Linked DNA regions of Homo sapiens: region 2 is linked to region 1. The links are chromatin contacts, found by Hi-C or POLR2A ChIA-PET in ENCODE. All regions are on one chromosome and are shown on one strand. Each heading gives the region's core, a stretch centred on a gene start or an enhancer-like site at or near the end of the contact. The rest is flanking DNA. Distances are from core to core; before and after follow the strand shown. Region 1 holds the start of HNRNPR (heterogeneous nuclear ribonucleoprotein R). Region 2 overlaps LOC105376892 (a long non-coding RNA gene).

Region 1 (7,450 bases), core at 2,910-5,409:
GCACACACAACACAGAGGAAGAAAGTTTCCATCTATGTCCCCAAAGGAGGAGGACACATTCATTTATGAACAACGCTCCCTAAGGGTAAATATTTCTCTCCCTCTTTAAAACTTCAAACCACTTACAACCAACTATATTAAGATGTTCAAATTTGCTTAAGCACTTAACCATGGCACTTCTGGATTAAAAAAAAAAAAAAGAAGCAGCTGTTACAACCAAACACTTCCAAATTACGGAGAGATGTGGATTTCTATTAGAAACTAGACAAGCCACAAACTCTCAAGGAGTCTGACATTTATTATGGTTTCAGACGATACAGCTATCCTCTTGTTATGCCACCTAATCAGACCTAAGCTGATTTAACAATCACTTTAAGAAGGTAAAAGTAGAAAAGCAAAAGCAAAATGATGACTGATTTTGATTAAGAAAAAAATGTAAAATTTGGTATGCAGAAACATACATTTTTATGGGTGGTAAATCTAAGACAAATCGATGTGCTGTTCTGAAACAACTAAGACTGCATATTCAACACTAAGAAGGCTTCAAAATAATGAAATAAGAGTATCAAAGTCAAACCCAATATGCCTTCAATGAAGGGAAAGTAACAAACATTCAGCTCTACAGATCAGAAACAATAAGTATTATTTAACCTTAAAAAACTATAAAATTCAAAGTGGTTTGCCCTCACTTTCATAACCAGTCAGAAACAAGAAATGCATATTATACCTGTCTGAAATATTTCATCAAGTCTTTCTGCCACCTTCTGTGGGAGGCCTGCCTCTATCAGTGTCTTGTAGTGTTCTGTGTGAGTTACACTGGAAGTATCCATTGGTTCTTCCTCTTCTTTTAACTGTACCGCATTACCATTCACCTGATTAGCCATTTTATTATGCTGCTGGAAAAAATTCAGGAGCTATATTACATTAAGCCAGAAATAACTAGTTTGTAGGACAATGCATGATTTATCTAAACTAATTTGTATACATGCTGCTAATAACCTCTATCAAAATAATAATTTATTCCTCCTGTGATGTATCTGACCTAAATTGGCAATAATAATCCTGTAAAACCATAGAAAATGTACATGGAAGCATTAGATCTTTAAGGAACTTCATGTACACCGGGTAAGATAAAGGCTTTAATTTACTGAAGGTAGAATTGCTGATTAACAAAAGCAGCTGTTCTGTCCTGGTGAAAAGATCAAAATCACTACAAAATCCTTTACTAAAAAGCCCCTCAGCTCTCGGGTCTTACACAGTTTTAAAAAGTTTTGTTTTAAAAACAGAATGAACACCCACAGACCACTTAATCAAGATTTAAGGACTTTCAAATTTTCCTGGCTCTGCTTCAAATACAGTATCGGTGTGAAATAAGTGCCCTGTTTTCTCTAGTTCAACATGCTGGTGGTTTGGGTTTTCTCCACCTAACAATACAAAACGAAAACAAAAAAAAACCAACTTGACATTAATTTTTGTTCTAAGATTAATTCGCTATTCCCACAGATTTAAAAGAAAAAATGACCAAGTTTAAAAGCGAAACAATTGTTTTCAGTCCAAATAAAATACTAAGTGAGCTATAGTTTAGGTTGCTTCTTAAAAAAAAAGAGTACATGTTGAAATTTTCATATCAGTAAAATAAAGATGTAAAAACATACTGAAGAATGGACAACTTCTTCCAAATATTTCAAAAACCGTTACCTAATTAGGCTAAACTTCAGCCAGATTTCTCAGATTAACCTATCAAAAATAATTTTGTACATTCAGCCTGTAGGTAATGCTGAAATGGACTGACTCCCTGAAGAGAGAGAGTAAACAATAAACCATACAAGGCCAGTCTGTGTACTGCCTCAAAAGACAGGGAATTAAAGTGCATTTGTCTGTGGTGAAATTACAATGTGATGAAGATAATAGGCAGCAGAACAAGACATTGCAACACATACTAAATAAAAGACATAAAGGTGGATCTCAAGAAAAAGCCTACTTTTCTTGATGAAACTCAAGATACCTAGTCATCTATAAAGAAAATACAAGTCTCCTACAAAGTACTAAGACACATAAGATAACCACACTTCCCGACAGCTTATCGAACATTGTGCAAATGCACCAGGTGCAGTTTTCTGGCTTAAAACAACTTCTTTTCATTTCAAAGTCCACTGATACTTAGTTGAAGTTAACGAAAGAGGGAGGAAGACCAAGAGGGGAAGGAGGTAATAGAGAGTAGGAAGAAGAAGAAAATGCAAAGGATTACTCTGAAAATGAGATAAACATGACTCCTCACAATTACAAAACACTATTAAGACTCGATAGCCCTTAATAGACGCAGACTGTGGTTAAATTCTGGGTGGATGTTTCTCAAGACAAGCTTCAAATTCTGATGAACTAGCAAAAACGGAAACATTCGAAATGTCACACTTTTGATCAAGAAACTGTATTGTGTGAGATGAATACGTTTACTGATTAACACGACCTATTTCTATAAAGATGCATCCTAAAACACAAAATCTCCTTGCGAACATAAGGTTCTGTTTTCCCATGCTCCCCCATCCCCACATACTACCTTAAGATCATCAGAACTCAAAAGTTCTCAGTATCACAAGACCCTTACAGCATTGTACCTAGGAATACTATCAGTCACAGAAAAGAGGCAAATTTTTAACAGAAAAGTTCAATGAACATCTGTTAAGGTGGGGTTTTTAAGTATGTGTAAAGCAAAAAGACAAGTTGTGTATTAAGTACAAGACAGAAATATTTATGCCTACCATTTCATTGCAAAGGCTCTACAAGTTGATACTGAAATTGGTTAAAATTTTCAAAAAAAGTTTGTAAATTTTAACAAAAAAACCGTAAAATAATTAGATTCCAGAAAATAAAACCTTCGGATCAAGGAAAGCCCTCTCTCTTCAAGCCAAATACAAAATGCTCATTTTGAAAAGACTTTTTATGTCATATGAGACCATTTGAAACTCATTCAAATGTGGCATTCAACACAATGCCACACAGCCAAACCATATTTCTGGATGCAGCAAATATACTAACGTGACTGGAGTCATTTGATCTAAACATTTTTGCAAAAAAAAAGGAGACATTTAAAGATTTAAAAGGGCTGCTGGGAGATTCGGGATGTCAGCACTAACTCCTCCCTGACTTTTTCTGAACCTCTCTGTGCAAATTCTTCATATTAAGAGACGGGCTTTAAAAGAACCAACGAAATGAGACTAACGGTTATCTCATGGCTTAGGAGTGTCGAGCTCTCATCCTACGACTGACTCATGAGACATCAATTCAGCCACTTGAGGACTGCAAAAATCTCAAACAGGTAGTGTGAAAGGACTGAACCTTCCAAGAAGCCCTGGGCTTTTTTAAAAATTTGGCAATACGGCCACTACCGTGTAAGAAAAAGGATCGCCTTTCCAATTTGGTGCGCCTCTGACAGTCTCAGAATTATCCATTTCAGGCGCCGCTTGGAGCCTAAGTTCTACGGCCTCTAGTAGTCATTTTTTCCTTCAAATCTCAGCCCGCGGCATGCAGAATGTGGGAGGGGAGGGAGGCTTCCCACACAAATCGGCCTTTCGGTTTCTGCTCACACAAAACTTTTCTCCCGGCTCAGATAACCCTGGGATCTGCACCCCGCCTTCCGCCCCCCACCCCCATCCCCTCAGGCCCGTCCGGATCATCAGCACATCCCTCTCGGGCTAGGCCGGCCGCGGCGGGAGCGAAGCGGCTCCGGCGGGGAGAAGCGGCAGGGCCGCGGGCGCCTCAGGCCCTTCGCGGGATCCGGCCGCATGGAGCAGCGAGCGGAGGCGGGAAAAGCACGGCCGGCCCCAGCAGGCCGCGCGGAGAGCGCCCAGCGGGCCGGACCGCGGGCTAAAGGGGCGGGGGGAGGAAGAGCGAGGGCGAGAAGCGTTTCGGCCGGGCTAGGCCCACAGCCGCGCGGGCGGACTAGACCGAAGCCGCCCCCAGCCCGTCCCCACCCCCACCCCGGGGCCTCGGAGCGCAAACGAAACGGGACCAGGCACGGAGCCCGGGCTGAGTCGGGTCGCATCGGGGCTCCCGGCCCCTCCCCCCACGGGCCGGCGCGAGACTCACCAGGGCAGAGCGGGGGCCGGCAGCCGGGCCCGTGAGAATCAGCGCGAGGCGCTTTGAAAACGACTAGAAATGGCGCGCGCGCCACCCCCTCCCCCCCCTGATGGACTGAGACGCGATCCCGGCAGCACGCGGGGTTTCCCGGAACTGCTTCCAGGGACTCCGAGCTACGGGGCAATCGCTTGGCGAGGCGGCCTGACAGGCAGCTCAGACGACCAGTAGTATCCAGGCAAAACGGACCACGCCGGACGACTCGAGAGCCAATCGATGAAGCTGCCGGCTGAACCAATGAGGGTGCTCAGCGCCCCTGGCTGGGGCGCCTCCGGGGCGGGGGCAGGCACACAAAGGGGTCTGTGGTGGAAGCCCTTGGTGGCTGCAAGGCTTGGGGGCGCTGGGTCCTGGGTGGACGAAGCTCCTCCCTCTTCGTCTGCCGCCGATGCGAGGCCGAAAATCTAGGCCTCGCGCCGCGTGGCCGCCTCCGGAGCCCCGCCCCCTATGGTCAGCACTGGCCCAGCTCCGCCATGGCGCTTGCGTCCCGCCACCGGCCGCCCTTAGCCCCCGAGTCCTCCCTCGCACCCCCGCGGCCGGCGTTCCCCCCAGACACGCCCATAGCCACGCGTTCGGGCCTCTTTCGGTCATCTTTTCGCCTCTAGTGAGCACACGATTTAAGGATGATTTGGCTCGTCATTTTGCTGAGGATTTTGTCTAGATAATCATTCCTTGGAACGATCGGAGAAATGCCTCTTTCCCTCCCTGGCTGCCGTCCACACATCGTTGGTGGCAGACTGTGAGGGAAATCGTTAAAATGACTCAAAAGCAATGTGTAACACAAGTGATAGAGCAGGGAGCTTTTCCCCACAGGGTTTGGAGCTACTTGATATTCATAAAATAAAGCAGCTATATACATCTCTGAAGCCAAAAGAGCCATGCAGGGGAAAGGGGTAATTCCCAAAGGACACTATAATTCGTGTTAGTCCTAAACCTATTTCTCACCTGCCATTCCTACTGATTTGTTCCCTGTCCTTAGTCCAAACCTGTCTCGTCTCATAGAAACCTTCCGAACTCACTTCTGTGGTGCAAGCGCTTTTTTCCCAACCCCAAACTCCAATGCCCCACCCTTAGGAAGTGGAGGAAGTCAAGCAGTGGTCTGCAGATTTCCAGATGCACTCAAGGATGATTAAATTTCTCAGAACCTACAAACCTATATTTAATTATTGAAAACGGGCGGGGCGTGGTAGCTCATGCCTGTAATCCCAGCACTTTGGGAGGCCGAGGCGGGTGTATCGGTCAGAAGTTCGAGACCAGCCTGATCAACATGGTGAAACCCTGCCTCTACTAAAAATACAAAAATTAGCCCGGTGTGGTGGCACGTGCCTGTAAACCCACCTACTCCGGAGGCTGAGGCAGAAAAATCGCTTGAACCCGGGAGGCGGAGGTTGCAGTGAGCCAATATCGCACCACTGCACTCCACCCTAGGGAACAACAGCGAAACTCCGTCTTAAAAAAAAAAAAAAAGAAAAAGAAATATTGAAAACGACTACTATGTGCCCAGTACCAAGTTAAATCTCTGGGTAGATCCAAGTTTTGTGTTATGGGGTGTGAGATTTACAGAAATGCTGGGAGTCTTAGGCCGGGCGCGGTGGCTCACGCCTGTAATTCCAGCACTTAGGGAGGCCGAAGTGGACGATCACTTGAGCACAGGAGTTCGAGACCAGCCTGGCCAACATAGTGAAACCCCGTCTCTACTAAAAATACACAAATTAGCCGAGCGTGGTGGCGCGTGCATGTAATTCCAGCTACTTGAGAGGCTGAGGCAGGAGTATCGCTTGAACCCGGGAGGCGGAGGTTGCAGTAGCCGGGATTGCGCCATTGCACTCCAACCTGGGCGACAAGAGTGAAACTCCTTCTAGAAAGAAAGAGAGAAAGACAGAGAGAGAGAAGAAAAGGAAAGAAAAGGAAAAGAAAGGAAGAAGGAAAGAAAGAAATGTTGGGAGTCTTTAAGAAAAATCATATTAAATGACGAATACAAATTTAGGAACAGAGTCTTGGAAGGGCATTGTAAAAGTGAGGGAGGACCCCGAAGCTTAACTTTTTTTTTTTAATAGAGACACGGGAGGTGCGGAGGGAATCTCGCTATGTTGCCCAGGCCGGTCTTGGCCGGTCTTGAATTCCTGGCCTCAAATGATCCTTCTGCTTCGGCCTCCCAAAGTGCTGAGATTACAGGCGCCCAGCCTGAAGCTTAAATTTTACTAGCTTCACATAAATCTGCCTCTAGCGCCATAATTCTTAACCTATTTTGTGCCATTTGGAAGTCTGGTAAAAGCTATGAATCTCTTCTCAGTTTTTAAATGCATGAAACAAAATACAGAGCAATACGAAAGAAACCATTTATATTGAAATACAATTAGGAAATATATTTTAAAACACATTCGTGATATAGTAAGGTTTTACTTTTTTATTTTTTATTTATTTTATTTTTATTTTTTTTTTTTTGAGATGGAGTCTCGCTCTGTCGCCCAGGCTGGAGTGCAGTGGCGCGAACTCGGCTCACTGCAAGCTCCGCCTCCCGGGTTCATGCCATTCTCCCGCCTCAGCCTCTCGAGTAGCTGGGACTATATAGCCTGCCATCATGCCCAGCTAATTTTTTTTTTTTTTTTTTTTTAGTTGAGACGGGGTTTTCACCGTGTTAGCCAGGATGGTCTTGATCTCCTGACCTCATGATCCGCCCGCCTCGGCCTCCCAAAGTGCTGGGATTACAGGCATGAGCCACCGCGCCCAGCTTATTTTTTTATTTTTTTTTGAGACAGAGTCTCGCTGTGTCGCCCAGGCTGGAGTGCAGTGGCGCAATCTCGGCTCACTGCAAGCTCCGCCTCCCGGGTTCACGCCATTCTTCTGCCTCAGCCTCCCGAGTAGCTGGGACTACAGGCGCCAGCCACCACGCCCAGCTAATTTTTTGTATTTTTAGTAGAGACGGGGTTTAACCGTGTTAGCCAGGATGGTCTCGATCTCCTGACCTCGTGATTCGTCCGCCTCAGCCTCCCAAAGTGCTGGGATTACAGGCGTGAGCCACCGCACCCAGCCCAGCTTTTACTTTTTAATTTTTTTTTTTTTTTTTAAACATGTGCTCACTTTATCACCCAGGCTGGAGTGCAATGGTGCAATCTGGGCTCACGGCAACCTCTGCCTCCAGGGCTCAAGCGATCCTCTGACCTCAGCTTCCCCAGTGGCTTGTAGGAACTACAAGCGCTGGCCACCGCTCTGGGCTAATTGTTGTTTTTGTTTTTTTGTGTTTTTTTTTTTTTTCTTTTTTTCAGAGACGGGGTTTCACCATGTTACCCAGGCAGGAACTTTTTCTTTATTAACACAA
Region 2 (7,450 bases), core at 1,461-3,960, 4.2 Mb after region 1:
AGTGTATTGTATGTTTCTCTGTGTTCTTTTTTTCTTTGGAGGGGGGGACGGAGTCTCGCTCTGACACCTCCCGAGTAGCTGGGACTACAGGCGTGTGCCACCACACCCGGCTAATTTTTTGTATTTTTAGTAGCAAGAGGGTTTCATCATGTTAGCCAGGATGGTCTCGATCTCCTGACCTCAGGTGATCTGCCCGCCTCGGCCTCCCAAAGTGCTGGGATTACAGGCGTGAGCCACCACACCCGACCTTCTCTGTGTTCTTGTGTGTGCACATGGATGACTGTGTATGTGGGTTTCTGCCTTTCATTGTGCAGGCCTGCAGATACTAGCAGGGATGGACTCTGCATTCATGTGGGAGTTGCTGATGTCACCATGGGGGGTTTCTGTTTGTGTGTCAATGTGCTCGGGTGTGTGTCTCTGTCAGAAGGTCAGTGCCTGTTTGTTCTGTGTATGGAGGTGTATGTAGGTGCATCTGTGTGTCAGTGTTTCAATTACCATGTTTCTGTGTGTCTGTGTGTCTGTCTTCCTGGTTGTCATTATGTCTGCGGTACCTCCGTGCCTGTGTTGCGTGCCTAGGTCAGTTTGATTTTGCAGGTCTGTAGGGCCACGTGTCCCTCTGTATGTTGGTGTTTTCCATGTGGGTTGGAATCTGCCTCTGCTTTTCCTAATCTCCCACCATTTCTGTGTGGAAGGCCTCAGGCATTGTGTGTGTGTGTGTGTGTGTGTGTGTGTGTGTGTATGTGTGTGTGTGTTCAGCAACTTTCCCCAGCCCCACAGCCTGCAACCCTGAGATCTGCTCTCCCACTCTTTCTCCGTTGGACTTCAGGTGGGAGCTGAAGCAAAGAGGGCAGGCAGGCAGGGAGCCCACGACAGCCGGGGGCCGGGGCCAGGCTGCCACGAGGGCCCTACCTCAGCTTTCCTCCAAGCAAGCGCTAAGCCAGAGCCTCGGTTACATGTAAACACCAGCTGTGTCAAGACGGCGCAGCTTCTTCTAGGTCAACAGACAGCTGTGGGGTTGCTAGGCAACCGCCTGGCTCCCCCCTCCATTAGGCCCCCTCCCACTGCCTCTACCTGCAAACCCTCTGCTGGCTCCCCCCACGCCAGGATAGGCCTCACCCCTCCGCGCCAATTAACACAGCGGGACTGAGGGGGTAGGGGGTCAGGGCAGCTCCGGGACTGGAATCAAGGTATGAGGACGTATTAACCCTTCACGTGCCACCACCCCCTCCACCTAGTCCTGGGGCACTTCACACACCCCTAACTTCACCAGTCACTTTAGGGCCTGGAGTGATGAGGAGCACGTCCTGAGGGATGGGGACCCTCAGTGCAGCCACAACCAGGACTGGAGAGACGCTGGAGGCAGATGGCGCAGGGCTTGGTCAAGGCCTCTCCCCTCCCCAGCCAAGCCTGGGGGAAGGAAGGGTTAAATTCCCCCTTTATTTCCCCTGTCCCGCCCCCTCCCAGGACAACCACCCCATTTCCAGGGCAGCACCTGCGCTCCCAGCTGCCGTGCCCGCTTGGTGCCTGAGTCCGGGCCAGGCAGCCCCCGCAGCGCCCAGGCCCTCGCCCTCGCCGTCGCCCTCGCCCTCGCCGGCCCCAGCGCCGCCCTTTGCCCGGCCTGGGACTTCTCTGCCGGGAAAGGGGAGGCGAGGGCCCCTAGGCCTTAGGCAAGGGGCTCAGGCCCACCGGGTGGGGTGCGTGGGCCAGGGCCGCCAGCCCCGGGGTGACTTGGCTGGAGCCGGAGGAAGGAGTTGGAGGAGGGAGCCCGGCCGGCAGGGGGGCAGCTGTGGGGGCAGCGCCCGTGGCCGCCCCATTAGTATGCGGCCGCGCTCTGCGCGCCATGGCAACAGCTCCCCCCGCGCAGCGCTAGGCGGGCAGCCCCGGGCGCAGCGCGCACCTCTCCTCCCACAGGTGGCGGCGCGCACGGGCACGCACGCACACTCGGCTCGGGCGCCTAGGGGAACGCCGGGGGCGCCAGGTGCGCTGGGGCGTCCTGCCGCCCGTGCAGCCGCCCATGGGCGTGTCCCCAGGTGCTCCAGAGTGAGGCCCGAGGGAGGAGTGTGTCCTTGAGGACGTTCTGCCCGCGCCTGGGTGTGCCCCTCAGTGGGTCCCTCGGCCGGCCTGCTGTGCTTTTATGTCGGTCTCCGATTGTCCTGGAGGGTCTGTGCCTGTCTGTGCTCATCTGCCTCCTTAGCCCCGAGTGCCTGAGTGACTGCCAGTTAACCGAGCGTACCTGTGCCTCTGTATCTGTGTCTGTACGAGCCCAAGGGGTGTGTGTGTGTCCGTGTGCGCGTCCATGTCTCTGGGTTTTCCCCAGGAGGAACGCCCTGGGTGTGTCGGCGACTCTGGATGTCCGTGTGTGCCAGAATGAGTACCTGTGTGTGCGCCTTTGTGTCTGTGTGTGGCCCGTGGATATCTGTCTGGCATCCCTGAGTGTTTCGGGTGTGGCTGTGTGTGGACTTTTGTACGTCTATGTCCCTGTAAGTGCCCTCAGGAGCCCCTCTCTCCATGCATATCACTGTGTGTTCCTGTGAGTGCCCCACGTCTCCTGGAGTGTGGCTGTGTGTCCAGGGGCTGCTGGCTCTTTGCCCTCCTCGGCTTCACTCCCTGCTGCCTGAGTGAGCCGACACCTGCTCCCTGAGCACTGGGCCCCCTTCCCCCCACCTGGCAAGGACAGGGAAGGACACGGAGGCAGAGGCAGAGGCAGACATGGAGGCAGAGACAGAGACATGGAGGGAGACACAGCCAAGTAGGCTGGAGAGGTGGAGATCCAGTCACGTGATCAGCCTCAAAGCCCAAGACGGAGAAGAGAGGCACAGAGATGCCAAGATCCGGACATTAGAGAGAGGGAGACTCAGAGGCACACAGAGACCCAGAGCACGGCGTCCGGAACTGCAGAAACAGAAGAGATCAAGGATGCGGCTCCTCAGCCTCCCTTCCTCTCTCCCTCCCTCCCACTCTAGAGTTTCCAGCCCCAGCTGTGCCTCCCCCACATACCCAAAGCAGAGTTCTCCTGGCCCTGGGACTGGAAGCCAGCCTCCTCCTCACAGCTGGCTGTGTGTGTGTGGACACGTGTACATGCATGTGCGCATCTGTGTGACGCACTGGGCTAGTGCCTACCTTGTACACAGCCCCCCTCCATTCAAAACCTCCTCTCCCCACCACCACCGTCCACATTTTCACAGGCCCAAATCATGCACACCTTTACACACATGCCACACAGCCAGCCACACTCATTCAAGCCCAGAAACATGCCCTGGGCCTCCCTCTCTCAATCTCATCCACACAGGGCCAGAAGACCCAGCATACACAGCCACACCAGAAAGTCTCTCCCCGTCCTAAGGTGTGAGGGTCAGATGTCCACCCCTCTTTCCCCCTCTCAGCAACCCTCGAGGGGCTCGAACCCCTGCTACTCACAGGGAAAAACGCATGACTAAATTTGTCAATTCCATCAGATTAGACACTCAAAGGCAGGGCCCCTGACTGTCCTGCTCACTGTTGACTCCCCAAGTGCCTTCGACGGTGCCTGGAAGGTGCTTAAGAAATGTTTGAATAAATATGTTCATACCAGGTCTCTGGTGTGGGGGAGAACCCATAGTAACTGACAGCCACTCAGAGTGAAAAACGCTAATGGATATCACAGTGTACACACACCTAGGACAGTACACTAAATACAGGTGTGTGTGACACTCAGCTCAACAGCTCAATTAGAGGTTATCCAGTGGGCTGTGTGTTGGAACCACCCAAGAAGCTTTCAAAAATCCCCATGCCCAGGCCCCACCCCAGACCCATAAAATCGGAATATTTTGGGGTAGGACTTGGGCATCGGCATTTTGAAGCTCTCCAGGCAATTCCTTTCTAGGATCTAGAACCCCTTATGTACATGAATAGACTAACAAGTGTTGACACAGGGGTTATAGCCAGGGATGGGAGTAGAGAGGATTTTCACTTTTTTTGTTGTTTGTTTTTTTGTTTTTGAGATGGAGTCTGGATCTGTCACGCAGGCTGGAGTGCAGTCGCGCGATCTCAGCTCACTGCAACCTATGCCTCCCAGGTCAAGCGATTCTCCTGCCTCGGCCTCCCAAGGAACTGGAACCACAGGCGCGCGCCACTGCGCCCAAGGATTTTCACTTTTAACTGTACAGTGAAGCACAGACTTCTGAGCCAGACTGCTTGGTCTGAACTCTGGTGTCACCACTTAGTAAGTTCTGGTTTGAATGTACTCACTGAGTGGTCTTCATAAATTACCTCTCTGCACTTGAGTCTCCTGTCTGTAAAATGGGGATAATAATCATTACAACGAAGCCTCATAGGATTCTGGTGGAGACCAAATGCATTAATACATATGCAAAGCATTTGGAACAGCTGGCATATATAAGTGCCATATATCTATTATTAAAAATTTTTAAATTATAGAATGGATTAATTTTTGGATTTTATAAGCAGATTCCGCCCCCCGCCCCGCCTTAAAACTGTTATGAAAAAGCAAGAAAGGCCAGGTGCAGTGGCTCACGCCTGTAATCCCAGCACTTTGGGAGGCCAAGGTGGGCGGATCACGAGGTCAGGAGTTCAAGACCAGCCTGGCCAACATGGTGAAACCCTGTCTCTAGTAAAAACACAAAAATTAGCTGGGCGTGCGGGCACCTGTAATCCCAGCTACTTGGGAGGCTGAAGCAGGAGAATTGCTGCCACTGCGGAGGTTGCAGTGAGCCGTGATTGCGCCACTGCACTCCAGCCTGGGAGACAGAGCAAGACTCTGTCTTGGGATAAAAAAAAAAAAAAAAAAAGAAAAAAGAAAAAGAAAAAGAAAAAGGAAAGGGGAAAATTTTTTTTTAGACGAAGTTTCGCTCTGTTGCTCAGGCTGGAGTGCAGTGGCGCCCTCTTGGCTCACTGCAAGCTCCGCCTCCCGGGTTCACACCATTCTCCTGCCTCAGCCTCCTGAGTAGCTGGGACTACAGGCGCCTGCGCCTACGCCCGGCTAATTTTTTGTGTTTTTAGTAGTGACGGGGTTTCACCATGTTAGCCAGGATGGTCTCGATCTCCTGACCTCAGGTGATCTGCCCGCCTCGGCCTCCCAAAGTGCTGGGATTACAGGCGTGAGCCACCGCACCAGGCAGGAAAAAAATTTAACAAAGAAAAAAAGGCTGGGCGTGGTGGCTCGCACCTGTAATCCCAGCACTTTGGGAGGCAAAGGCTGGAGAATTGCTTGAGGTCAGGGGTTTGAGACCAGCCTGGGGAACATGGCAAGACACCATCTCTAAAAAGCAGAAATAGAAGAAAAATACAAAAAGGGGGAAAAAAATAAAGGAAGGGCCTAAAGCCTAGGCCAGCCTACTTCTGCCACTTTCCACGTGAGCTTTGGACCAGTCCCTTACTCTGTGTCTGGGAACCTGTCTTCTCATCTGTAAACCAAGTGAGCATCTTTCTCTACCTCAAAGATTGTTCTGAAGAATAAACGCCTCAGGGAAGTGTTTAATAAATGATGGCGAAACCCACGTATCTGAGAGCCACATTGCCTTGATGCATTCTGGGATCAGGTGTGGCACTGGGGCGGTGGTAGGGCCCTGACCTCTGAAAAGAACGGATCAAAACAGGGTGTGCCCCAAACCTGCACCATACACTGTGCAGGGTCTTTGCTGCCCTTAACTAAGGGCACAGAGAACCTTCCATCCCAGAGGCCCTGGTCCATCTCCCGAGTCTGGTCTCCAAAATACACCACAGCCTGCCTCACCCCTTACTAAGCAGCAGGCCCTAGGCTGAAACCCCTCCCCTTCCTGAGCGCCCATTCTCTTGCTGCCCCTCCGTTCCCATCTCCTGGAGCCCCTGTTCTCACCAAGCCTTCCTACCATCACTTCCCTCTCCCTATGCCCCTCTCTTCATAGTGAACCCCCATCTTCCCTTCGAGTTAAGGGGCCCCTTCACTGTGCCATAATCAACCCGTCAAACTCCCACTTCCTTCCTGGGTCTCCTCTCTCTGCCCCAGTTCCAAAGCCCTGGGGCCCACAACCCTTCACTGCCCTTCCTCCCCTTCTCAAGACCTATCTCATGTTGAGCCCCAGTCCCTTCCACTGAGCAATCCACCACTGTCTCCTCCCCTCCCCGAAACCTCCTCTGGGCCGCCACTCCTCTGAGCCCTCAGCCGGACTCACCAGGCCCCACTCTGATTCCCTTGAAGCCAACTGGGCCCGGCCTGCCCCACCTGGACAGCCTCCCCGAGTCTCTTCTTCTTCCTCAGCAGCCGCTGAACACAGGCATTTTCTCCCTGCGGGTGATTCTTGAGGCTGAACACAGGTTTCTCTGCGGTTGGCCTATCTGAGCCTCATCCACTGCTTTCTCTGATGCTGCCCACCCGCTCCAACCAGCCTCCACCTTACCCAGAGTGACCTTGCCAAAGCCCTCTCCCCTCCCTAAACACAGCGTGTGCCCAACAGAGCTAACTGCTTGTGGCTCCTGCCTCCTGTTACCCTTTCGCATCTCTAGGCCTTTGCACATCCTCTTCCTCCTCCAGGAACTCCCTCACTTTTCTGCCCAGCACCTTAGGCTTGGCTCTGTAGAAGCTTTCTCCTCAGAGAAGCCCTCCTCCCTAACTCTCAGGGGGTCTCACTGCTTCTTGCCCCCACTTCCAGCTCATATTGCATCGTTAGCTTGAGTGTAGTGTTGTCTTCCCCGTCAGCAGTCAGGAAGCGTGGGGTAATGTCTTCATCTCTGAGTCTGGGGGATGTAGGGAGGGGGCTTGGTGGGTGGATGAGCTTTTTGCATCTAGCACAGAGGCAACAGTTTCAGGGGACTGTGACCTGAGTCCTCCTGCCTCTTCCAGACAGGTGTGCCCAGAAGGTGTGTTTCCTCCTCAGACCACGGGCTCCTCTGACTCTCCTGAGGCCAGGGCCTAGCTGGCTGGGTCAGGGAGGGCAGGCCCCGTGGCACGATCCCTTGGCATCTCCCTGAGCTTCACTGAGGAGGGACGTGAAGCCACACTCAGCAGAACTTAAACATAAAATGGGTCTATGGGAAAAACTGCTTCCCAAAGACCAGGGAGGCCAAAGTGGGCATCATTTGGGCAAGGACACCCAAGAGGTCCCCAAAGTCAGGGATCAGGAAACAGCTCAGCTCTTCCAGGCCCACCAGACGCAGGCACAGGGTTAGGAGTTTTCTTTTTCCAAAGTTTACCAAAGCAGGGAGGAAACATTTGGAGTTCAGGGTAGACAGAAAGGGGAGGGCAGAGCAACACTGGGGTGACTGGCCTCGTCATATCCCAGGTTCTGCATAAGCAGATGTGGGGGTGTTGGGGTAAAATGAGGGGCCTGGAAGCAGAGAAGACTGATGACCTGGGGCAAATGGGAGATACATAGACGGGGGGCACTCCAATCCTAGTGGGAAAGGGAGGCCCCATGAGGGTTCCGGGACTTAGGACGGAATGAGTGTCGCCAAGAGAGATGTCCCTGAACCAGAG

What was found. Hi-C counts contacts between places; a loop is a spot of excess contacts on that map. ChIA-PET counts read pairs that join two places held with the same protein, here RNA polymerase II (POLR2A). Pooled maps may share reads with other maps.
Region 2: POLR2A ChIA-PET joins it to region 1 with 10 read pairs in activated CD8-positive, alpha-beta memory T cell. The contact joins the enhancer-like site here to the promoter of HNRNPR in region 1. A Hi-C loop is called at or near these places in 1 of 50 pooled maps. POLR2A ChIA-PET finds 5 or more read pairs at or near these places in 2 of 52 experiments (Panc1 and activated CD8-positive, alpha-beta memory T cell).

The regions. Positions count from the first base shown.
Region 1 is chr1:23,340,125-23,347,574 of GRCh38, forward strand. It overlaps HNRNPR (heterogeneous nuclear ribonucleoprotein R), which reads right to left and starts at 4,160. Exons shown (of 11, transcript NM_005826.5): 1 at 4,087-4,160; 2 at 728-893. The coding sequence starts at 884. RefSeq lists silencers at 3,633-3,702, 3,713-4,072, 4,583-4,702 and an enhancer at 4,093-4,677.
Region 2 is chr1:27,526,306-27,533,755 of GRCh38, forward strand. LOC105376892 (a long non-coding RNA gene) reads left to right here. Exons shown (of 2, transcript NR_188658.1): 2 at 3,981-4,415. Among named protein-coding and RNA genes, the nearest start is that of WASF2, 40 kb to the left of the region's middle. RefSeq lists silencers at 1,664-1,773, 1,794-2,153 and an enhancer at 2,543-3,257. Within about 2 kb of position 2,711, at least 19 of the 41 ENCODE cell types and tissues checked have a DNase peak (open chromatin) inside an H3K27ac peak, as active enhancers do.